Linked DNA regions of Mus musculus: all the other regions are linked to region 2. The links are chromatin loops, found by intact Hi-C in ENCODE. Cell type or tissue: heart. All regions are shown on one strand.

The links. A loop is a pair of places that touch in the nucleus more often than their neighbours do. Peaks named below come from ENCODE experiments on the same cell type or tissue, not always from the same donor. Only the 100,000 strongest peaks of a DNase experiment are listed, where the experiment ranks them.
Region 1: it touches region 2 in a loop (2.8-fold over the local background); 5 of 42 quality-filtered maps call a loop at or near these places.
Region 3: a loop joins it to region 2, with 2.4 times the contacts of the local background. A loop is called at or near these places in 8 of 42 quality-filtered maps.

The regions. Positions count from the first base shown.
Region 1 is chr6:113,619,757-113,627,756 of GRCm38, forward strand. Vhl (von Hippel-Lindau tumor suppressor) reads left to right here and starts at 4,238. Exons shown (of 3, transcript NM_009507.4): 1 at 4,238-4,622. The coding sequence starts at 4,385. In heart, a CTCF peak has its summit at 4,519; DNase peaks (open chromatin) are centred at 4,355 and 5,455; H3K4me3 peaks cover 2,055 bases; H3K27ac peaks cover 1,362 bases.
Region 2 is chr6:113,527,659-113,535,658 of GRCm38, forward strand. Emc3 (ER membrane protein complex subunit 3) reads right to left here and starts at 3,980. Exons shown (of 8, transcript NM_175101.3): 1 at 3,670-3,980. The coding sequence starts at 3,824. It overlaps Fancd2 (Fanconi anemia, complementation group D2), which reads left to right and starts at 4,024. Exons shown (of 44, transcript NM_001033244.3): 1 at 4,024-4,090; 2 at 6,116-6,213. The coding sequence starts at 6,150. In heart, no CTCF peak of the experiment used is centred here; a DNase peak (open chromatin) is centred at 3,993; H3K4me3 peaks cover 2,075 bases; H3K27ac peaks cover 1,584 bases.
Region 3 is chr6:113,601,345-113,609,344 of GRCm38, forward strand. It overlaps Brk1 (BRICK1, SCAR/WAVE actin-nucleating complex subunit), which reads left to right and starts at 3,428. Exons shown (of 3, transcript NM_133937.1): 1 at 3,428-3,552. The coding sequence starts at 3,435. In heart, a CTCF peak has its summit at 3,212; a DNase peak (open chromatin) is centred at 3,357; H3K4me3 peaks cover 2,231 bases; H3K27ac peaks cover 1,676 bases.

The DNA of each region.
Region 1 (8,000 bases), 92 kb after region 2:
AGGACCACTTCTAAAGCTGTGTTATTTACCTGTACTCTGCAGTTGGCTTAATAGTGGCTCCTGCCATGAATAGGGACTGTACCACAAGATAATAAGGCAAAACGATGGTCTTTGCAAGCACTCGGTGGATTATACCTGAATGCTCAGTGTTTATCTTACAGATAATAGGATGTTTATGTGTTGGTGGTAATGCCAAGTCGGTTAGAGCCACGTTGCTATATCATAAGGTCCTGGTTGCAAAGAGCAGTTGGTAACATTGGTTGTAGGAAACTAAGGAATCTGGCCTCTTACACTGGCAATTTCCTCATCCCATGTGGTGCTTTGAGGTGTCCGGGTGCTTCTCCAGGTAACCTCCTTACTGTGTGTAGGAAGTTTAAGATCTTTTTTTTTTTTTTGAGACAGGGTCACAGTGTAGTTCTGGCTGGCCTGGAGCATGCTATGTAGAGCAGGCTGACCTCAAACTTTGGTCTACCTACCTCTACCTCCTAAGTGCTAGGATTAAAGGCAAGCACCACTCTGCCCCAGTCTGGATTGAGTTAATTAAAAGATATAATGCCTTTCCTCAGTAAACCAGAGTGCTTCGTAAAGAAAGACAGTGCTGAGGCTCAGGAGATGAGAGGTTGAGAGCACTGACTGCTCTTCCGAAGGTCCTGAGTTCAGTTCCCAGCAACCACATGGTGGCTCACAACCATCTGTAATGGGATCCGATGCCCTTTTCTGGTGTGTCTGAAGGCAACTAAAGTGTACTCATGTACATTAAATAAATATTTTTTTTTAAAAAAGACAACGCTGCCCTTTCCTGTTTTCTAACGTGAGACATGAGGAAAACTTAAAAGTTGTGGGGGTCCCTTTAAGAGTCACGGCAGGCAGGAACATGAGAGGCAAGGATGTAAGCTCAGTTCAGCCCAACTTTATCAGCGCTAGTTGAAATTCTAGAGAGTCTGATACCATATTTAAACGTTTAAACACAGTATAGTTTTGGGGAAAGCTTCCTGATGTGATACAATCTCTGGTGCACAAACACATGTGACCATGAAGATAGGTTTTATAGATTAAGGGCCTAAGATCTGATGGCATAGAGGTCAGCAGACTCTAAAGTACATGTAACATCTAGATGGGCTCTATTAATAACGAAAGCTAAAGGTCTAGGGAAGAAAAGGCTGGGATAAACATTATGGGGAATTTGGGTGAGGTCTTGCTTTACAGATTGCAAAGGTCACTAGCTCATTAACACCTCCTCCCAGCTCTGGGTGGAAAGCAGATTCTTCTTCCTTTGCGGAGACACCCATGCATGATTAACACTCCTGGGTGCTCCAAAGTTTATCTGTTAGCATGAGGACCACATGCCCTCTAAAGTGTGTGTGTGTGTGTGTGTGTGTGTGTGTGTGTGTGTGTGTGTGTGTGTGTGTGTAGACATGTGTATGCCGTAGTGCATTTGTGCGTTTGTGGAGGTCAGAAGGCAAGTTTCCAGAGTCCAGTGAGTCGCAGGGATCAAACTCAGGGCAAGCTTTATGGGAGGCATCTCAACCTACTGAGCCATCTGGCTGGTCCTCCACATTTTAAAAAAGATGTGTGTGTGTGTGTGTGTGTGTAAGTGCACATGTGTGTGCAAATATGCATGTGCCTGCAGAGACCAGAAGAGTGCCAGATCCCCTGGAGCTGAAGTTCCAGGCAGTTGTGAGTCACCTGGTGTTTTAGGAACCATCTCTTCTCTGATAGAGCAGTTTTAAGTAATGTTAACTGCTGAGCTCCCTCTAGTCCTTATTTTTATTCTTTAGGTTTTTTTAAATTTTACTTACTGTCTTTATGTATGTATGTGTATGTATGTACTATCAGGTATGTGTGTGCGCAAACTGCATGCCTGGTACCCACGAAAGTGTCCGATCCCCTGGGACTGGGGTCCCATATGGTTGTGAGCTGCCAATCAAACCAGAGTCGTCTGCAAGAGCAGCCAGTGCTCCTAACCAAGGAGCCAACTCTCCACCGTATTTTTATTTTTAAATCATGTATGTATGTTTGTTTGTGTATGGGGGCGGGGGGGGGCTTGCACATGTCTGTGGAGGTCAGAAGAGGGCATTGAACTCCCTAGACCTGGAGTGACAGGCAGTTGTGGGCCACCTGATGTGGATGCTGGGGACTGAACTCAGGTCCTCAGAGCAGCACACTCTTTAACTACTAAGCCATTTCTTTAGTCCATAAAACTGTATCTTCAACTGCTCCAAAAGCATGACATAAACTTCTACTGTTCAGGGTGATTTATTCGCCAGACTTGATAAAGGAGCCTAAATGGAATTCAGACACCCTGCTTGATTTTTTTCCTGGCTCATCTAGTCACCTTTCACATTCTTTGTTACAACCAAATAACACTGCTCCTCCGAGTTGTCCTGTGTCCTTCCACACTAGCCTTTCAGCATTCTGAAGGCAGAGACTGGTTCTATCACATGGCCCATTCAGTAGACATGTGCTAAACATAATATTAGACAAAATACTAAATTTGGTCTAGGCACAGAGGTAGGTGGCTCGCGTGTCATACATAAAGCTCTGGATTTCTCAACACTGAAAATAAAGAACCTACCTGAAAAATGGGGAACTAAAAATTCAAGAGAATTTAGAAGCCCTGGAGAGCTGACTCAGTGGTTAAGAGCACTGGTTGCTCTCACAGAGGACCTGGGTTCAATTCCCAGTTCCCACAACAGGCAGCTCACAGCGACTTCTGACTCCAGCTCCAGGAAATCCAATCCTCCCTGTGTTCATCAGCCCCTGGATGAGCTCACACATGCACACCCGTACATTTTTAATTTTTTGTTTATTTATTTACTTTGGTTTTTTGGGTTTTTGAGACAAGGTTTCTCTGTCTGTCCTGGAACTCACTTTGTAGACCAGGCTGGCCTCGAACTCAGAAATCCTCCTGCCTCTGCCTCCCAAGTGCTGGGATTAAAGGCGTGCGCCACCACTGCCCGGCCCGTACATTTAAAAAAAGCTCATCTGATGAAACTTCTGCCAGAAATGTCTATGGAAAAATGGCACTGAATGTTATCTGATAGTAGTTGTATGCTAATTCTTTGAACCAGTCATGGTAGCACATATCTAGAATGCCAGTACTTGGGAGGCAGACACAGGAGTGCCACTAATTTGAGGCCAGCCTGGGCTATATATATTCAGCTGCAAGGCAATGGGAACTATGCAATAAGTCTGCGTCTAAAAAGAAAAAGACAAAATATTTTAAAATTCTATTCACAAACATAAAAAAGTTTGAAAGGAAACAAAAACTGGTAATACTGTTTTCTGGGAATGCAGATGGAAAAGGAGGGAAAGTTTTACTTTTGTACTCTGGAAGACATTTTGAAATGTGTAGTTAAAAATAGAGACAGACTCAAACTCATCAATGAGAAAAACTTTAAATAATAGCATAGGTGGGCCCGGCAGCGGTGGTACTCAGCTTTTATATCAACACTTGGGAGGCAGAGGCAGGAGATTGGAGGTCAGACTGGTCTACAGAGTGAGTTCCAAGAGAGCTGGAGCTACCCAGAGAAACCCTGTCTTGAAAAACCAAAAAGCAAAGGCAGAAGGGGAAATATGGCAAGCCCGTGGAGATCTTAAGAGAAGAAATTAAATTTAAGTACACTCAAAAAAAAAAAAATATATATATATATATGAGGCTCATGCCTGTAATTCCAGCACTCTGGAGTCAGAGGCAGGAGATCACTCTTAAGTTTGAAGCTGGTTTGGTCTGTACACGGAATTCCAGACCAGCCAGGGGGAAACAATGCTACCCAAAAAAAAAAAAAAAAAAAAATCCAACTGCCCTTGGTCCCTGTTCTCTGGAGTCTGAGGCAGGGAGATCTTTGAGTTCAGGACAAGCCGGATATACATAATGAGTTCTAGGCCTACATAGTGAGACCCTACCTCAAAGCAAGTCTTTCTGGCATGGAGATAACGGCTTTAATCCCAGTACTCTGGAAGCAGAGGCAGGCAGATCTCCGAGAGTTCGAGGCCAGACTGATCTAGGGTGTGAGTTCCAGGACAGCCAGGATTACACGAAGAAACTCTATCTTGGGGGAAAAAAAAAAAAGAAGGAAAAAGAAAAGGAAAGGAAACAAACAGAAACCCAACTGTAGGAGGTGGAATTTATAACCCGGGGCTCCGCCGCGGCCCCGCCCCGCCGCCCCGCCGCCCCGCCCACTGCTGCGGCCCCGCCCACCGCCGCGGCCCCTGGCTCCGTGCCGCCCCGCCCCCCAGTTTGAGGGCTCCCGGCGGCCATTTCCGCCTTCAAGTTGCCCGGAGCGCGTCTGGGACCGGCAGACCTGTCCCGGAGCGCGTAGATCCGCACGCACGCACGCGCCGCCCACGTCCAGCTTGCGAATCCGAGGGACCCGTTCCAATAATGCCCCGGAAGGCAGCCAGTCCAGAGGAGGCGGCGGGGGAGCCCGGTCCTGAGGAGATGGAGGCTGGGCGGCCGCGGCCGGTGCTGCGCTCGGTGAACTCGCGCGAGCCCTCTCAGGTCATCTTCTGCAACCGCAGCCCGCGCGTCGTGCTGCCTTTGTGGCTCAACTTCGACGGCGAGCCTCAGCCCTACCCGATCTTACCACCGGGCACCGGCCGCCGCATCCACAGCTACCGAGGTACGAGCCGCGCGCTAGGCCGCTGCTGCTGTAACAGGCGGGGCGCTTTCTCTCCGACCCCGAGCATCTTGTCCCTACCCACTGCATCTACCCCGAGAAAATGCCCGGCCCCTACCAGTGATTTCGGATGCAGTGTTAACCCAGTTCCCGGTCAGGTTCGGCATGCGAACCTGCCTTGGTGATGACAACTTGGAGGGTTACAGACAAAAAAAATGTATGAACAGACAAGAACCAGCCTGTGTCATAATTGCTGCGCTAGGCACCGAGCTTAGAGGTTTGCGAAAGCATGGGCAGAGTGTGGGTGCGTCCAGGTGAAGAAAGAGCACGCAGCTTAGGAGAACCGGAGTAGGATAAGTCAGCTGAGGGAGTTAACAGTTGTAGTTGGGGGATCACCTTTACCGATTGGCGTCTTGGCCGAAAACAAGTGAGTATGGGATAACGGGTTGAACTCTCGATCTTTCTGCCTTCGCCACTGATTTCAGGTTTGTACCAAGCCTGACCACGTAAGCTTATTAACTGTGACAAGCATCAGTGGAAGTCAGTCAGTTCTATCAGTGTCATGACTGGATGGCTATGAAAAACAAGTGAAGCCGCTCTCAGGTGTACAATCCCCAGGACTCAGAAAACCGAGGCAAGATGACTGCACCAGGCTTTTTTGGTTTGCCGCCAAACAGTGAGAGAAAAAGTTCAAAAGTTGATTTTAGCCGTAGTGAATTGGGGCTGTTTGACATTGCCTTATTTATGTATTGAAAAAAAATGTACCCAGATCTGTGTGTGGTAGCCCAGGACTCAGGAGGCCAAGACAGAAGGATTTCACTGAGTGCAAGTCCAGCCTTGGCTAAGCCCCAAGATTGTGTCTGAAGCAACCAGCCAGACAGCTGAGTGATGTGGGAATTTTGTAGATCAGGCTGGCCTCTCACTGAAATCCAACTTCCTTCTGCCCCCTGAGTACTGGGATTAAAGCAAAGGCCTTTGTCACCAAGGCCGGTTTATACTGCTCTTTCAGGGTTAGCTTCTCAGTACCCAGGTCAGGCAGCTCACAAGTTTCCATTACTCCAGCTCCAGGGATCCGAGGTCCCTGCTCTTACTTGGGAAAAGAAACCCTAACCTTGGCAGTTTGAATAAGAGTGACTCCTATAGGCTAATATATCTGAATGCTTAGGGTGTAGTCCTAAGGATTAGTTTGAAAGTGGTGAAGGATGAGTAGGTGTGGCCTGGTTGGAGGAAGTGTGCCACTAGGGATGGGCTTTGAGGTTTCAGAAGCCTAAACCAAACTCACAATCTCACTGGCTACACCTTTGGATCTGGATGTAGAGAATCCTTAGTTACTTCTCCAGCCCCAAGTCTGCCTGGGTACCACCATGCTTCCCATCATGCTGATGATGGATGGATTAAAACCCCTGAAACGCTCAGTAAGCCTCAGTTAGATGCTTTCTTTTATTAGAGTTGCCATGGTTTTGGTGTCTCTCAGCAGCAGCAGCATTGACATAAGACAAACAAACCAACTGTGGCAGTCCTCTTGCCTCAGCCTCCTACAACAGACTTCCGTATTTTCATAACCATCCCGGGAAGATCTTGGTAGAACTTTTCTCCTGATGGTGGTACATTTAATGAACTCATGTGACCAGTCAGGTCACAAACTTGTAGTGACTTGGGGAACAGGTGGAGGCAGGATGATCAGGAGTTCAAGCCAGTCTGGACAGCATGCTACCTGGACGTAATGAAAACAGTAGGATGGAATAAACTGATGCTTCTCAAGTTGTCTTTTTGATACAGAGAGGAGAAAAGAGCTTCTCACATCTGGAGATGTAGCATTTGTCTCTCAGTGCTAGCGATGGTTCTCCCTCTGTGTACCTGTGCTTTGCCTGAGGGTCAATCTGTATCCTGGGTATGGAGGCCAAGCAAGAGGCTCTGTCTGACCCCTGGAAACTAGTTACAAATGTTTGTTAGATGTCACATGGGTGCTGGGAACCAAACCTGGGTCCTCTTCAAGAGCAACAAATGCTCTTAACCACTGAGCTATCATCTCTTTAGCCCCTGCCCGTTTGTATGTTTATTTGAAAAGGGGCTTAGCATGTAGCAGTCTGTCCTTTTGTTTTGTTTTGTTTTGTTTTTTTAGAGACAGGGTTTCTCTGTGCAGTCCTGACTGTCCTGTCACTCACTCTGTAGAACAGGCTGACTTTAAACAGATCCTCTGTCTCTCAAGTGCTGGGATTAAAGGCATCCTCCACCAGGCTGCAGTCTGCCTTTTATACCAAACTTTTAGTGTTTGATGAGAAAGAACTAAACAGGAATCAAAATTTCTATAGTTTCTTATTTTACATAGAAATTTGGGTTAATTTTGTATTCTCCAAGATTTGTCTGTGCCTGATTTTCTTTTCCCCCCTGAGACAGGGTTTCTCTGTGTAGCCCTGGCTGTCCTGGAACTCACTTTGTAGACCAGGCTGGCCTCGAACTCAGAAATCCACCTGCCTCTGCCTCCCAAATGCTGGGATTAAAGGTGTGCACCACCACAGCCCGGTGTATGCCTGATTTAAAAAAAAAAATTGGGGCGTGGGCAGGGGTAGGGAGATGGCACCTTCTGGGGATTGAATTTAGGACCTCACTCATGCCAGGCAAGCACTCTGTCACTGTTCAGTGTCCAGTAGTGGGCCCTATCTTATACAAAAAGAATTAAAGCAGGCATGATGACGAATTCCTGTCTGTAACTCCAGTGCTAATGAGGCCGAGGCAGTACAATTACCAGTTTGACACCAGCCTAAGCTACATAATGAGATCCTGTCCCAAAAAAAGTTTGTGCCGGGCGTGGTGGCACACGCCTTTAATCCCAGCATTTGGGAGGCAGAGGCAGGCGGATTTCTGAGTTCGAGGACAGCCTGGTCTACAAAGTGTGTTCCAGGACAGCCAGGGCTACACAGAGAAACCCTGACTCGAAAAAACAAAACAGAAAAAACCAAAACAACAACAACAAAAAAAGTTTGTATCAGTTTTGAGCTGGACTCTACTGGCAGGCAGGAGGCCTGGTTTTAGTCCCCAGCATAACAAACACCCAGTGAGTCTTCAAGTAAATTTGTGTCTCATGAAAGATTGCCATATTTTGAGGTATGTACTCTGAAACAGACTTACCTCTGAGGTTTGCCGCCTTTTCTTAGCACTGTCCCATTTTTAAAAACGAAGGAATAATCTATACTTAAAGATGCAGAGATTAATCTATACTTAAATAAAATTAAATACTTAAAGAAATAATCAATACTTAAAGATGCAGATCTGCTTTGAGAATTTTGGGCAGTTGCAGCAACACGTAGTGAAGTTAGACATGAGAACTTTACTGTCACCCTACAAGAATCCCCTTCCCTCTAAGAGTCAAGCTCTCGTCCA
Region 2 (8,000 bases):
TGGAGAGATTACGACTAGAGATGTTCCCCATAGCATGACTCTCCACAGGGATAGTACCACCCTCTAGAGGCCTTATGGAAATCTGGGCAACTTTTTGTTTCTTTTGAGAAGGTGTTTCACTGAGCCCAGGCTGGCCATGACGTCTCAATTCTCCTGCCTCATCCTTCCATGTGCTGGGATTATAGTTGTGTACCATTATCCCTGGCTATTTCAAGGGAAAGGGTTGGTGTGAGACAATGTCTTACACTATAGCCCTTACCCTATCTGATCTCAAACCCATGGTGATCCTACGTAAGCTTCCCCTGCTCTAGGAGTCTAGGTGTAAGCTACCCTGTTTGACATATCTGGAACTTTTTTGATTGTCGTAATGACAGTGTGGAGGAGAAATGCCATATAACTGTCACTTGTCATGGATTTAGAGATGTTATGATATCCTCAATGCTAGGTAGTTATGTAACAAGGAATGGTCCTATGTCCTACACTACTTCTGTATACCTCACTCAACTATTCTAGTTATCTAAGGTGCAAACCTAACTCCAGTGTGGAAGGAGCACAGGCTTTCTAGCTACTAAGTTTATAAACAGGTTCTGGGTAGACTTAGTATACCATTTATAGACAGTACTGCCTCTGTGACATCATCTGCTTTAGCCCACAATTGATCTGTCCTAGTTGTGATTTTATAGCTAGATGTATGCATATGACATCTTGTAAGATAGCTGTGCACAAATATGCATGTATGAAATGCATACTAAAAATCTCTTTCCTTTATTTCTGATTATTACACCTCGGACACTGTGTTACCTTTTAAAAGTTCTTGAAAAACAAACCAACAAACCAACCAACCTTCTTATATATAAACTGTATAATTCATCTGTAGAATACTAAAAGAGCCGGGAGTGGTGGCGCACGCCTTTAATCCCAGCACTCGGGAGGCAGAGGCAGGTGGATTTCTGAGTTCAAGGCCAGCCTGGTCTACAGAGTGAGTTCCAGGACAGCCAAGGCTACACAGAGAAACCCTGTCTCAAAAAAAACAAAAAACCAAAAAAAAACAAACAACAACAAAAAAAAGAATACTAAAAGAGCTGAGGGTCTGATGTCATTTAGAATCATCACTCTAAAACTGTGAGGTGAACCAGGGCAGAAAACTGCATCACATAGTTACACTCAATCTGTACAAATGCAATGCTCTATTACCCTGATGACTTTGGAAAGGCTGTTTGATTTCTCTGATTTTCCTTTTAGTTATAAAAGCGGGGTTAGGATAGCATGCTTCGTTGTGAGGATAAAATGACAATTATTTTACAGGAATCAGAAACTGTTGAATGAGGCTGGAGCAATGGCTGAGCAGTTAACCCACTTGTTGTTCTTGTAGAGGAGCCTGGTTCAGTTCCTAGCTCCCACATGGCCGCTCACAACTAGTTTTCTATAACTCCAACTCCAGTGGATCCACCCCCCTCCTCTAGCCTCCGCAGGCACGACACATACAGTACATACACAATTCATACATGCAGGCAAACGCTCAATCACAAAGAACAAAACAAAAATACATTTTTTTTTTGAGACAGGGTCTCTCTGTTATGTAGCTCTGGCTGTTCTGGAACATTCTAAAGAGACCAGGTTGCCCTGGAACTCTCACATATCTACCTGCTTCTGCTTCCTGAGTGCTGGGATGAAAGGCATGCACCACCATGCTAGCAAAAGTAGATACTTAAAAAAAAACTAAATAAAATTTAAATTACTGAGTTTTCTCCACTCCCCATCTTCTTGTAGTTTTCAAGTCTGTACTAAGCTAACTTCCTAAGGCTTGCTTCAGGGGGCTGTCTCTAGTCAGCTCTGAAACTAATGGCACACAAAATAGTCATAGTGGGCACTGTTGGGAAAAAGAAAGAACCTAGGCTTGGGAACCACGAGATTTAGCTTAAAGTCATGAATTGTCATCATCCATTACTATTACGGAACTCTGTTAAAGTCTCAGTTTCTATAAAATGAGGACAGTATCAACCACATTGAGTTGCTTTTTGGTTTTAAATAAATTAACAAATGTTAAGTCCTTATCATTGTACCTGCTTAGAATGTTTCATAAAGCTGGCTTATTATTATTATTGCTGTTGTTATTATTATTATCAGCAGCAGAATAAGGAAAGACAAAAAAAAAAAAAAAAAAAAAGACAATCGAAAATACCCAAGCTGGACATTTTGGGGGACAGACTCTCATGTGCACCAGCCTGACCTCCAGTCTATAGGTAGCTTGCTTGAGCTTCTGATCTTCCTACCTCCATCTTTGAGTCCTGGCATTACAGGCTTACACTGCCATAGCTGGCTTATGCTGGGGTAAGGAACCCAGGGCTTCAAAGCCAGCTGTCCAAGCACTGTACCCAACTGAGTTACATCACAGCCTCATTGCAGAAGAAGTGTTTTTAGGGCTGGAGAGATGGTTCAGCCATTAAGAGCACTGACTGCTCTTCCAGAGGTTCTGAGTTCAAATCCCAGCAACCACATGGTGGCTGCAACCATCTATAGTGAGATCTGATGCCCTCTTCTGGTGTGCCTGAACACAGCAACAGTGTGCTCACATACATAAAATAAATCTTTTTTTTTTTAAAGTGTTTTTAATTTAAGGTGATCTTTAAATCACCAGCAAATGGAAATCCAGTATTACTTGCCACAAAAAGAAAGTAACTTTTAAATACGATAAAATGAGGTTTTTTTTTTTTTTTTCTTCTTCTTCTTTTTTTTTGGTTTTTCGAGACAGGGTTCCTCTGTATAGCTCTGGCTGTCCTGGAACTCACTCTGTAGACCAGGCTGGCCTTGAACTCAGAAATCCACCTGCCTCTGCCTCCCAAGTGCTGGGATTAAAGGTGTGTGCCACCACGCCCGGCAAAATGAGGTTTTTGTTTTGTTTTGGTTTTTGTTTTCTGTTCTCTGCAGAAACGTTTGAAACGTTTCTCTTCATTAAAGTGATTCCTATGTGATCTGGACAAGTCAAGGAACCAGCAGCACTGTCTTCAGCTAGTCTCTGAAAATGACTAGAATAAGTGATTGAAAACTGTTACTGATTTTAATGTGAAGTGGCTGAAGTTATGTCAAAGTTCTGTCTCCCACAGAAAAGCACTGTAAGAAGGCAAGTGAGGAGAGGAGGCAGGTGGAATGGTCCATCGCAACTCCTCACACGTCTCTGTGGTAGTCTCCAAGCTTTGGAGGCACTTTATACCTTAGCATCTCAGCAGATCACTACAGTTCTTTGGTAGTGTAGATTATGAAATTCACTTGCCTGGATGTTAGCAGGACTCAAGGGAATATTGCATCTGACTCTCAGTGGGTACTCTTAATAACGGAATGGAGCAGGATAGTTCAGAGAGAACCTCACTGACGGTTGGCAACTAGCCTAACAATATTAAGAACGTTTTCTTAAACACTTAGTACATGCAAGGCCCTGGGCTAAAGGCTTTTAGGTATCATCCAATCTAACATCTACATGCCTGCTCTCTCTATTAGGTAGGTACTGAGATTATTCCCATTTTACTGACAAAAATGAAACACAGCTAACCGCCAAGGTCAACCCGTAGGGGCGCGATGAAAACTCAGTTAAAGTGATACAATCAATCCCTGCACTTTCTTGACCAAGGTCACCCGGGAGTGAGGTCAGCAGGATAGGGTGAGGGTACTGACCTGTCAGACACTTGTTCCTGGGTGAGCTTCTTGTCGCTCTGCAGTAGGATTGACACGTAGTGGCGGATCATGCCCACGAAGAAAGTGATGATAACGATGGGCAGGACCACCCAGAGGCGGATGTTGGAGTCAAGCAGCAGCTCGGGCCCCGCCATCTTCGCTGAGAGTTCGCTGCGGGTCGGGAGGAGTTGGGTTCCTCCCGGCTTTCGGCTCCGGGCCTTCACCCGCCCCTCAGTCTGGCTGGCGTGGAATCTGGGGCAGCCTAGCTTTCTCCGCGCACTGTTTCCAGCTGGGCCGCCAGGCCGTCAACTTCCGGTGCGGGCGAGTAACGTCACGCCACGGCGCGGCTTTGATGGCGTCAGAGCGCCGTTCTTCTAGCGGGAAAGTCGAAAACGAAGGGAAGCAACTGGCGGGTCCCCAGGTTAGTGGCTTTTTAGGCTTTCCTGGGAGCGAGATGGTATCTCTCCGAAGTCAGACGGCCCTGACTTGTTCTAGTGTTTCCCTCTGAAAAGTGGCTGTCAGTGATTACATATTATTGTAGGAAACGCATAATAAGAAATCTCGTATAATAAGAAATTTGAACCTGTTTTTAGTTTTTGAGGCTTTTTTTTTTTTTTTTTTGGCAAGACTTATTTAATGTATATGTATGATTTGACCTTCTGTGTTTATGTGCACCACATGCATATAGGAACCCGAAGGGGCGCAGGATTCCCTAGAACTGGAGTTACAGGCAGTTTTGAGCCGCATGTTTGAATGGGAACTGAACCTGGGTCCTCTGCAAGAGCAGTAAACGCTCTTAATCCCAGAGCTGTCTCACCAGCCCAGGAACGTTAATCCTTAATAGAAACCATTGCCCTAGTCTGGAGAGATGGTTTGGAGGTTAAGAGCACTGGCTGCTTCTCCAAAGGTCCTGAGTTCAATTCCCCTTAACCACATGGTGGCTCATAACCATGTATAATGAAATCTGATACCCTTTTCTGATGTGCAGACAGAACATTGTATACACAGAAAAATAAAGAGAGAGAGAGAGAAGCTGGGTGGTGGTGTCACTTGAGAGACAGAGGAAGTTGGATCTCTGAGTTCGATCAAGGTCAGCCAGTCCTCAGAGTGAGAGAAACCCTGTCTCAAACAAAAGAAAGCAAAACAAAAAAACAAAACCAACCAAATAAAAAACAGTAATAATAATAATAGCCCATAGTCTTGGCTTTTAGGAGGTGGAGGCAGGAGAAGTTGCCTTTGGCTATGTATGAGTTCAAGACCAAACAGCTACACAAGACCCTAGAAGTTGAAAGTAAGACAAAACCCACAGATTCTGGCCTGTCTAAGAACCAAAAATAAATGAACAAAACAAGGAGTACAGATTCTGGAACCAGACTTTTTAGAGTTAGAACCTCAGCCCTTCCCCTGATTAGGAGACTAGTAATGGTATCTTTCTTAAGTTAGCATGTGAGAAATATGTAGATTATAATTAGAGCATATAAGACAAGGTTGTTTGTTTGTTGGTTATTGAGATAGGGCCTCACTGTATATCTGAAGCTGGCCTAGAATGTAACTGGTAACTATGTAGACCAGCCAGTCCAATTTACATGGTGGAATCCTGTCTTAAAAATAAATACGTACTAGAAAAATAGCTCAGTGGTTAAGAACACTTGCTGCTCTGCAGAGAATCTCGGCTCCTTTCCCAGCACCCACATAGTGGCTCATAACTATCTGTAACTTCACTTCTGGGGGCTCTAATACTCTCTTCTGGCCTATGCAGGCATCCAGTGTGTACATGGTCCACAGTCGTATGCACAGGCAAATCATCATACACCTAAGATTTAGATATTTTAAAAATAAAAATGACTGTCCTAGCACACACAAAGCTATGATGTTGAAACGGAAAACGTGTTCAGAAAAATTGTTCCTGCTTTTCTTCACTGCTCCACCTACAGGTAGACTAACGGTCCTCATAAGCTCTCACTCAATTCCCTGGCTTCTCTTCGATTGCAGTCACACAGACGTAGTTCAATACATTAAGACCTTGTAATGCTGTACGCCTCCTGCACGCTGGAATGATGTCTGTCTTGTTTTGCAATGTTTGATGTTTGTCTTGTCTTATACCTTCAGTCCTTAGCACCACCATGACACAGTACTGAAGTAACCTGTTAGAGAGCAGCTTAGGTGATGGTCTTGAGTCTCAGAAGACGAGTTATGGGCTTTCTCCTTTAGCAACAGAGAAGTAGCCTGGTGAAAGAAGCAACTTGGCCAGTTGTAGGAGTTGAAATGTGCTCAGCATTTGGGTGGTTTGGACAGCGTTAATGTGAAGACTCAAACCCTCTGCTTGTAGAGAGAATAGTTTTTAGAATGACTCCTAGTCTCCGATTATGCTGGTTCTTTTGGTGGTGGAGGTAAGCAGTGTGTATATCACTGAGCTAAATTTCCAACTCCTGGGTGTTTTTTTAAGGAAGTAATATAAGTGGCAGAAGACGTTAGTCAAAATGATTTCCAAAAGACGTCGGCTAGATTCTGAGGATAAAGAAAACCTGACAGAAGATGCCTCCAGTAAGTATCTACCCTTTTGTTGTTATATGTGAATCACAGATGCATGAGACAGGAAAAGATGCAGAACTCTTGCTTCTCAAGTGCTGACATCTGTTATGGATTACTGGAGAGAATACAGAGATCCTAGGAGCTTAAGGATTGAGTGTCTGCCTCAAATGCCACTTAGGGCTTTTGGATACCTTCTGAACTTCACTCTCCACCTTCATAAAAATAATTACTATTAAGCTGGGTGGATGATGCAGTGGTTAAGAGTACTTGCTGCTTTCATTTCCAGCTCCCACATGGCACCCACAATCACCTGTAATTTCAGTTCCAGGGATTCAGTGTCCTCTTCTGGTCCCAGAGGACACGGTACATTCATGTGGTACATTTAGGTTCCGGCAGGCAAACAGCTATCCATACAGAATAGAAATAAATCTTTTTTTTTAAAGATTTACTTATTTTATTTATATGAGTACACTTTAGCTGTCTTCAGACACAAACCAGAAGAGGGCATTGGATCCCATTACAGATGGTTGTGAGCCACCATGTAGTTGCTGGGGATTGAACTCAGGACCTCTGGAAGAGCAGTCAGTACTCTTAACCGGTGAGCCATCTCTCTAGACCAGAAATAAATCTTTGTAAAAATTCTTATACATTATCAATATTATCTAGATCCTAGAACACAAAAATAAGAAATATTCATCCTTTTGAACAACAAGTGGTCTGGGTGTGGTGAGACACACCTTTAATCCCAGCAGAAGGAGGGGATTGCTGTGGGTTTGATGTCAGCCTGGTCTATATAGTGAGGTCCAGGATAGTCAGAACTACAAGGAGAGACCTTGTTTCAAAAACAAAAAACAGAAGAGAAAAAAATAGTAACTTGTCTCCTTTTATTCCTAAAAAAGTAACGGGTAAATAAATGGTAGTGATATAGAAAGAAAAGTAAGCCACAAGCAAAGAAATAGTGAGAACTCAGTTAACAAAGGTCCTAAGAGTTCTGAAAAGGGGGCTGCGGGATGGCTCAGCCAGGGACGTGTGAAGACTTGAGTGTCATCCCCAGGACCACTGCAAAAATGGTGAATATGAGTTCCAGTGGTGAGGAGGTGGAGTCAGCAGGACTTCTCTGGCTTGCTGGTCAGTCAGCCTAGTGTACTCTGTGAGCCCCAGTGAGAGACTTTGTTTCAGAAATCAAGGTGAGGCTGTTGCAGTTGCTAACCTGGTAACTTGCTGGGCAGGCTTGGCAGCCTGAGTTCAGGTAGGAAAGAACGAACATCCTCCACAGCTGCCCTCCGACCTCATTCTCTGCTGTAGCGTACGTGTCTACACATGTTTTAGAAACACAGAGATAGCTCAGTAAAGAATACACGTTTTTGGTTTTTTTTTTTTGTTTTTTTTGTTTTGTTTTGTTTTTTTTTGGTTTTTCGAGACAGGGTTTCTCTGTGTAGCCCTGGCTGTCCTGGAATTCACTTTGTAGACCAGGCTGGCCTCGAACTCAGAAATCCGCCTGCCTCTGCCTCCCGAGTGCTGGGATTAAAGGCGTGCGCCACCACGCCCGGCTCAAGAATACACATTTTTAAAAACAGTGAGGACCTGCGAGGCGGGGACTACTTTAGACTTAGGTGAAATGTTTCCGTGGTTATTGTGCTCAAGTGGCACATTATATACTCTCCACTGAAACCTCACTGAATGAATGTTATCTTATTCGGTGGCTGTTTTGTTTGTGGGTAAGCCACTGTTGCTGACCACCTCTGAAGACAGTTTGACTACAGAGTCAGTGGGGTTCTTCAGGAACACAGCAGATGGCC
Region 3 (8,000 bases), 74 kb after region 2:
AAACCCTGACCATGAGGAGGTAATGTTTGCTGAGACTGAGAACTGAAGGATTGGGGTAAGGCAGAGATCTGGGTTTAGAAGACCTACAGAGCCTTCAGGTGTCTGTCCAGTGCCCACTGTGTATACATGTATATTCATTACAGAAGGAGTAAACAAAAAAGAATTTGGAGGGGAATCAGAAACCAGAAAGAGTAGAAAAGTATGACATTTGGAAGACAGGTGAGTGCTTTTGAACTTATAACTTTTCTTGGTCTGTTATTTTCCTCCTGATTAAGAGATGGCTGCTATTTAAAAGGCAAATGAAACTGTAGTCACTGCACATCATTTCAAATATGGAAGTCCCCAAAGCCAAGGTCAGATGATTAGAATTATTGGATAAAGAGTTATTTGTGAGCCGGGCGTTGGTGGCACACGCCTTTAATCCCAGCACTCGGGAGGCAGAGACAGGCGGATTTCTGAGTTCGAGGCCAGTCTGGTCTACAGAGTGAGTTCCAGGACAGCCAGGGCTACATAGAGAAACCCTGTCTCAAAAAACCCAAAAAAAAAAAAAAAAAAAAAAAGAGAGAGAGAGAGTTATTTGTGGGCTGGAGAGATGACTCAGCTGTTAAGAGCACTAACTGCTCTTCCAGAGGTCCTGAGTTCAATTCTCAGCAACCACATGGTGGCTCACAACCATCTGTAATGGGATCTGATGCCCTCTTCTGGTGTGTCTGGAGACAGCTATAATTTTACTCAAATACATAAAATAAATAATTTTTTTTTAAGATTTAACTCAGGAAACTCAGGACCTCCAGAAGAGCAGTCAGTGCTCTTACCTGCTGAACCATCTCGCCAGCACCCCCCCCCTTTTTTTTTAAAGAGGTATTCGTACTGTTGTGACAATCTGTCCACAGTCCTCTGTGCAATCTGCCCAGATCTGGGAGACATGTTTTGGGAGGCATGATTTGCTATTAGCACCACTGGGATCCAGCAGAGCCAGAATCTCCTTACATTACCCAATTGCAGGGGAATACCTGAGCCAGCCTTCCTAGGAAGAAACACACACACACACACACACACACACACACACACACACACACACACACACACACTGTACAACAAAACACTAGCCCTGGTCCCAGAAAATGGCAAGAGCATGTGTAGGGAGAAAGAAGTCACACAGGGAACAAAAGCAGAAAGGCTGGGCTGGGCTGGGCTGGGTTCAGGCTTTTGGAACCTCTGGTTCTGGAAAACCAACTCCAGGAGCTGACATTCTGTTCTCAAGGTGCTACCCCCAAAGAGATGCATAAGTTAAAAATGTAAAAATTTTATACCTTGGTACTGAGTGGTTGTGGGGCATGCCTTTAATCTCAGCACTCTAGAAGCAGAGGCAGGTAGATCTCTGAGTTGGAGGCCAGCCTGACCTACAAAGATAAAGTGCCACGGTGTTTTAGGTTTCCGTTGCTGTGAAGAGGCACCATGACCAAGGCAACTCTTACAAAGGCAAACATTTAATCAGGGCTGTCTTACGATTTCAAAGGTTCAGCCCATTATCATCACGGTGGTAAAGCACGGTATCCAGCAGGCCAAGTTGGTGTTGGATGAGCCAAGAGTTCTATATCTTGATCTGAAGGCAGCCAGGAGGAGGCTCTGATTCCACACTGGGTAGACTTGGAACACTATGAAACCTCAAAGCCCACGCCCACAGTGACACACCCACTCCAACAAGGCCACACCTTCTAACAGAGCCTCTCCCCCATGGGCCTAGCATTCAAACTTTTATTCAGGCCAGACCTATTCAAACCACCACACATGGACTGACTAGACCATTGTTTGGACAAGCCTTCTTCTGCCTTAGTCTCTTGAGTGCTGAAATTATAAGCATGTACGACTACGTTCCTTTAACGATTTTTTTTTAATGAAACGATTAGGTAAAAAGGTTGGAGATTATTTTTGCAGTTCTTGATAGAAATGGAATGAGTTTACACTGTGACTTACCATTTTGCTTCAGCCGGTCCATCATTGGGTATTAGCATTAAAAATGTATTTGGCAGCTTGGCGTGGTGGCGCATGCCAGCACTCGGGAGGCAGAGACAGGCGGATATCTGAGTTCGAGGCCAGCCTGGTCTACAAAGTGAGTTCTAGGACAGCCAGGGCTACACAGACAAACCCTGATTTGGAAAAAGAAAGAAAGAAAGAAAGAAAGAAAGAAAGAAAGAAAGAAAGAAAGAAAGAAAGAAAGAAAGAAAGAAAGAAAGAAAGAAAGAAAGAGAGAAAGAAAGAGAGAGAGAAAGAGAGAGAGAAAGAGAGAGAGAGAGAGAGAAAGAGAGAGAAAGAGAGAGAAAGAGAGAGAAAGAGAGAGAAAGAGAGAGAAAGAGAGAGAAAGAGAGAGAAAGAGAGAGAAAGAGAGAGAAAGAGAGAGAAAGAGAGAGAAAGAGAGAGAAAGAGAGAGAAAGAGAGAGAAAGAGAGAGAAAGAGAGAGAAAGAGAGAGAAAGAGAGAAAGAGAGAGAAAGAGAGAGAAAGAGAGAGAGAAAGAGAGAGAAAGAGAGAGAAAGAGAGAAAGAGAGAGAAAGAGAGAGAAAGAGAGAGAAAGAGAGAGAAAGAGAGAGAAAGAGAGAGAAAGAGAGAGAAAGAGAGAGAAAGAGAGAGAAAGAGAGAGAAGAGAAAGAAAGAAAGAAAAGTATTTTGCTCATTTGGTAAATATGGAGATTCAGAGTTGGTGGGACACCTCGAACAATAAAGACACTGAAGCTGATGATCTGAGTGTTCAGTCCCACAAGATGGAAGGTGAGGAACCCACTCCTGCAAGTTGTCCTGTAACTTCCGCCCGCGTGTTGTGCCACGTAAGCGCTCACATATAATACGAATAAAATAATTTTAACCTGGCGGTGGTGGCCACATTTTTAATCTCAGCACTCCGGAGGGAAAGGCAGGCTGATCTCTGTGAGTTCGAGGCCAGCCTGGTCTACAGAGGGAGTACAAGGACAGCCAAGACTACACAGAGAGACCCTGTCTCGAAAAACAACAACAACAACAAATTTTAAAAGAAAACGAGAATGAACAGAGTTGTGACCCAAGCATGACAAGCATTCTGAATAAACGGGATTCGTGGACTGTGCCCATCACAGCTAACAAGGTGCAAGAGAGCTTGGAGCAACCCTTAGGCGGAGGTGGGAATGTGTGGGCGCCCCCTAACGACAAGATCCGCTAGTGGTCAGCGGGTGCTTGTAACCGGGGACAGGGTAGCTCTTAGTCTTCACATCGCGAGTGGAGGAATCTTGTTTACCCCAGCGTGGGAGCCAAGCTAGAGCGCAGGGATTAGAGTGCGCACGCGCGTCGCTCTGCCAGCCCTTTCTGGGGCTCGAACACTCGGGTACTGGCTGGCGGCGCAGGCGCGCTGGAGGCCTGTAGAGGTCGCGGCGCCTGCGCAGTCACTCTTCCTCAGGCGGCCGCCATGGCGGGACAAGAGGATCCGGTGCAGCGGGAGATTCACCAGGACTGGGCGAACCGGGAGTACATTGAGATCATCACCAGCAGCATCAAGAAAATCTCAGACTTTCTCAACTCTTTCGGTCAGCGGGCGAGCAGGGGAGGCTGGGAGGAGGGAGGCCTGGGAGGCGGCCGGCGGCGGGGAGGAGAGGCGCGCCGCCCTGGCTACTCGCTTCCTCTTTGGCTGCCCGCCGGCCCCAGTGCCCTCACCCCGAGCCTCACTGGGCCGTTTCCGAGGGTCTACCCTGCCCGTTGCCATGCCCCACTTGCGCTCGTCAGCACGCCCACTGTCCAGCCTCTTAGGCCCATCCATCATCCGCCCCGGTTTGCGCCGCGCTTCCGTGCCAGTCTTCACTTGGCAGGCAGTGCGCAGCCGTGTCACGGTCACGGTCGCGCTTACTGTTGAGAGACTCCTGCTCGTTGTCCATCTCCTTCAGGAAGAAGTCCGAACCCCTTTGATGTCATGCCTTCTATTGCTCCCGTTTAACCACTCCCGGCAGGTTCATTCATCCCCGGCTCGATTTGGTGCTAGTGCTGAGGGTTGTAAGGGATGGGGCCCGCTCGGGCCTTGGGAATGGCTTTTCTAGCCCTGTATCTGCTTCATGGTAGGTGCTCTGGATGCTTCTGTCTGGCTCCTCGGATTTTACAGGGCAGATGGTTTCAGCAGAGTCCACTTTTCCAAAAAACTATTCCTAGGTGTGGCCGGCTAGTGACAGTCTTGATTTCTTTCTGCGTGCGTTCCTAGCCTTCTGGACTGAAAACCTGTTACAGACTTCTTATGGTCTCCGGAAGGGTTCTTTCAGGGACCTTCTTACACAATACAAGACGTGCAGATGGCATCCAGTGATCTTTTTCACTAGAGTGCTTTGGTTCTACTAATTAGCAACTTTCAGCATCTTGGGGAGAAAGTGCTGTATTTTGAAAAAAATTAAAGTGAATCGTATATTTTCTAGCTAAAGACCCGATGAGTCCTAAGTAGTATGATAGAAGGTAACCGAACAGTAGCTTCAATTACGGGGTGTAGTTCAGGGATTGGGCTCCTGAGTGGTAAGCACAAGACCCCGGCATCCCCCACTTCTTAGAGTTTTCTTTCTCTCTCTCCTTTTTTTTCCTCCTTTTTTTGTGTTTTGTTTTGTTTTTTGGTTGGTTGGGGGTTTTTTGTTTTGTTTTGTTTTTGTTTTTTGAGAAAAGAGAACAAAAAGGAAATTGGAAATGCATCATTAAGGGGCAGGGGATGCCTAGTCTGTAGAGTATTGGCCTAGCACCCACACACCATGCCTTTAATAGCAGCACTCAGGATGCAGAGGCAGGAGGACCAGGAGGAACTCCCAAGTCATCTGCTTCATAGAGAGTTTTGAGTCCAGCCTGGTAGAGCAAAGCAAACATCAGCAGGCGTAATTGGTTCTTACACAGGTCTGCTGGCAGTGAGGAACATGGTAACCCTTCCCTGTTATATGTGGTGGCTCATACCTGTACTCTTAGCACTGGAGAGACAAGGGCTGGAAGAGTGCTATGCATTTGAGGCCAGCCTGGTCCTCAGAACAGCCACAGAAATGAGCCATTTTCTAGGGCTCGAGAGATTGCTCAGCTGTTAAAAGCAGTTCCAAAGAACCCAGGTACAAATCCCAGGACCCACGTTGCAGTTCACAGTGGTCCATAGCTCTAGTCCCAGGGGATATGACACACACACATAAAGGGAGACTATCAGTGTAAATAATAATACTAATCCATTTTCTGTATGTAGAGTTCTTTCAGGCTGTTGAGATGGCTTGGCAGGTAAAGGCCACCAACCTGAATACAATCCTCAGGGTCCACAAGGTGAAAGGAGAGAACCAGCTGTCACAAGTTGTCTTCTGGCCCCACATAGTGCATGCCCACACCCACCTTCAAATACAATAAATAAGAGATCTTAATCTGTCCATCCATGCTCCATGTCCCCTACTCCATTTTGCATTTTGGTTTTGAGTCTTGTAAATTGGTACAACTCATGGTTCTCCTTCCTCAACTATTTTTTCCCTCCCCCTCCTGAGATTATTACTGTCTGTCGCTCTGTGCTGGCCTGCAGCTCTACAGATCAGGATGTCCTCTAGTTTGTGATGGCCCTTTGGCTCTGCTTCCCAAGTGCTGGATTAGAAGTGTCCTTACGCACCCTCACGAATTCTCTCTCTCCCCCACCCTTCTCTCTCTGCCGCCACCTTCCTTGCCCCCCCCCCCAATAAACCTCTTACACGTGGGGAAAAAGAAGTATGCTCACAAAGTGTGTAGGATTCTGTATAATCTTACATGGATTTTCTTAACAGGGAGCGGAGGTTAAAGATACCAACTAATGAGAGGCCAGCATAAATGTATATGTCAGTGGTACAGCTTCACGCCCGTAAGTTTCTGTGGAGGTTATAGTAGAGAACTGTAGTCAGTAAAGAGTTCATGTGTCCCCAGAAGAATTAGATTTAAGGAGTATTAAAGGAATGTGATTCAATGACAAAGGCAGGTATGTTCGCAGGTAGACCTGATGGCTTTAGATGGCTTTTTACTGAATTAAAGCATTTTCCAGAACTGATCATTTGTCTTGCTACTCATAGTCAAGTTTTCCTGCCGAGGGTTTTGGTTTTGGCTCAGAATCTTTTGAGCACTCCAACAATTGTGCTTATTGAGTGTGTACCTTTTGTGTAAACTATTTCAGTGTTGGTTCACATAGTTTTCTCCTACTTTGCCAGAGAACTGAAATATTTCACTTTTTTTTCTTTTTTTTAAACTCTTGTAAAAAATGTTTTTAAAGATTTATTTATTTTATGTATATGAGTACACTGTAGCTGTACAGATGGTTGTGAGCCATCATGTGATTGTTGGAAATTGAATTTTAGGACCTCTGCTCGCTCCAGTCAACCCCTCTCCAGCCCAAAGATTTATTTATTATTATAAATAAGTACACTGTAGCTTCAGACACCCAAGAAGAGGGCGTCAGATTTCATTACAGATGGTTGTGAGCCACCATGTGGTTGTTGGGATTTGAACTCAGGACCTTTGGAAGAGCAGTCAGTGCTCTTACCCGCTGAACCATTTCACTATCCCCCACTCTTTTTTCTTTAAACAACATTCTTTACTGAAAAACATCCCCTCCAGTAAGAATGGAACAGAAGAAATTAAACAAGCTTATGTGGTGGTTTATACCTGTGAACCTACCTTGCTGAGGCAAGAGACTTGCCATGAGTTCAGGCCAGTCTAGCTAAAGAATAAGACCCTGGCTCAGAAAAAAACCAAAAACCTAAGTGTCTGTGCTGGGTGGGGCCAGGATAGACTGAATAGATCCTAGGTCTGAGACTTTGGCCTAGGTGGGAGAGCAGTGGGAAGAAGCTGGAGACATCACTCTCAAAGAATGTTCTAGCAAGCAAAATTACCAGACTTCATTTGTCTGGTAGCCGCTAATATCAGAGATGGCATTTCAGTCGGCAAAGCACCAAAAATCCCGTTAATGTAACATCTCACTGTTCCAAATCTGGGTCTTAGTGACAGCAACTTCATTCTGACTGAACTGCATCAGGAAGCTGTTCCCTCAGACGTTGCCTAACTGCCTTGAGAACAATCAAAATCTGAAGAGTTCTAGGTTTGTTTCTGTTTTTTGAGGCCAGGACTTGCTATATAGGTTTGGCTGACCAGGAACTCATAATGTGTACACCAGGGTTGCCTTAAACTGAGGAACACATCAGGTTGGTTTGTTGATAAATCCTACTCAATCTGTACTACCAACCTGTACTAATAAACACCATTTTGGTTTTGAGTTGTGGTTTCTCTGCCACAAGTTGGCTGCTAACTCCTGGCCAGGCTCAAGTCCTGCGTCATCTATGTCACAGACTATAGGCCTTTGTCTTTATACAGGCCTGGCTACATTAAACTTTAGTCCACATATATTTTACCTTTGATATGTACAGCCTAGAAAGTATGTCTTATTACTGACAAAATTTGTCAGACAGGGTCTCAACTAATTTTCCAGGATGATGGAGAGCTTTGAATCTTCCTTAGAGGGCTACATAATAGGTATTATCACACCTATTTCATAATTCTAAATCTCTTAGGAGTACTGTTTATTTTCTCCTCTTCCTCATCTTTCTATCCTCACTCCTCTTTCTTCTCTCCTTCCTTCATCCTGTCCTCTTTTGTGTGTGTGTTTTTTGACATAGGGTGCCATGGTGTGGCCAGGCTGGTGATCGCACATGGCCTCGACCTTGCCCTCCTCCATCAGCTCTGCTGACTAGGTTGCAGACGTGCACGTGACCCTGCTTAGTTTATTACCTTCTTGTTTGTTTTTGTTCTGGGGGTGAGGTTTGAGACAAGGTCTCCATATCTGTTAGTAAGCTTTCCCGTTCCTTGGATAATTACATAATTGCTGAGGGACCGTCATCTGAAAGCTGCTGTTAGGGTTTTGGGAGGTGGAGGTTGAGACAAGGTTTTGCTGTGAGACCTTTTGATACAAGGCTGGCTTTGGACGGCGTCGAGCTTGCTATGTAGGCTGGTCTGGCCCTCCGCCTCCTGAGTT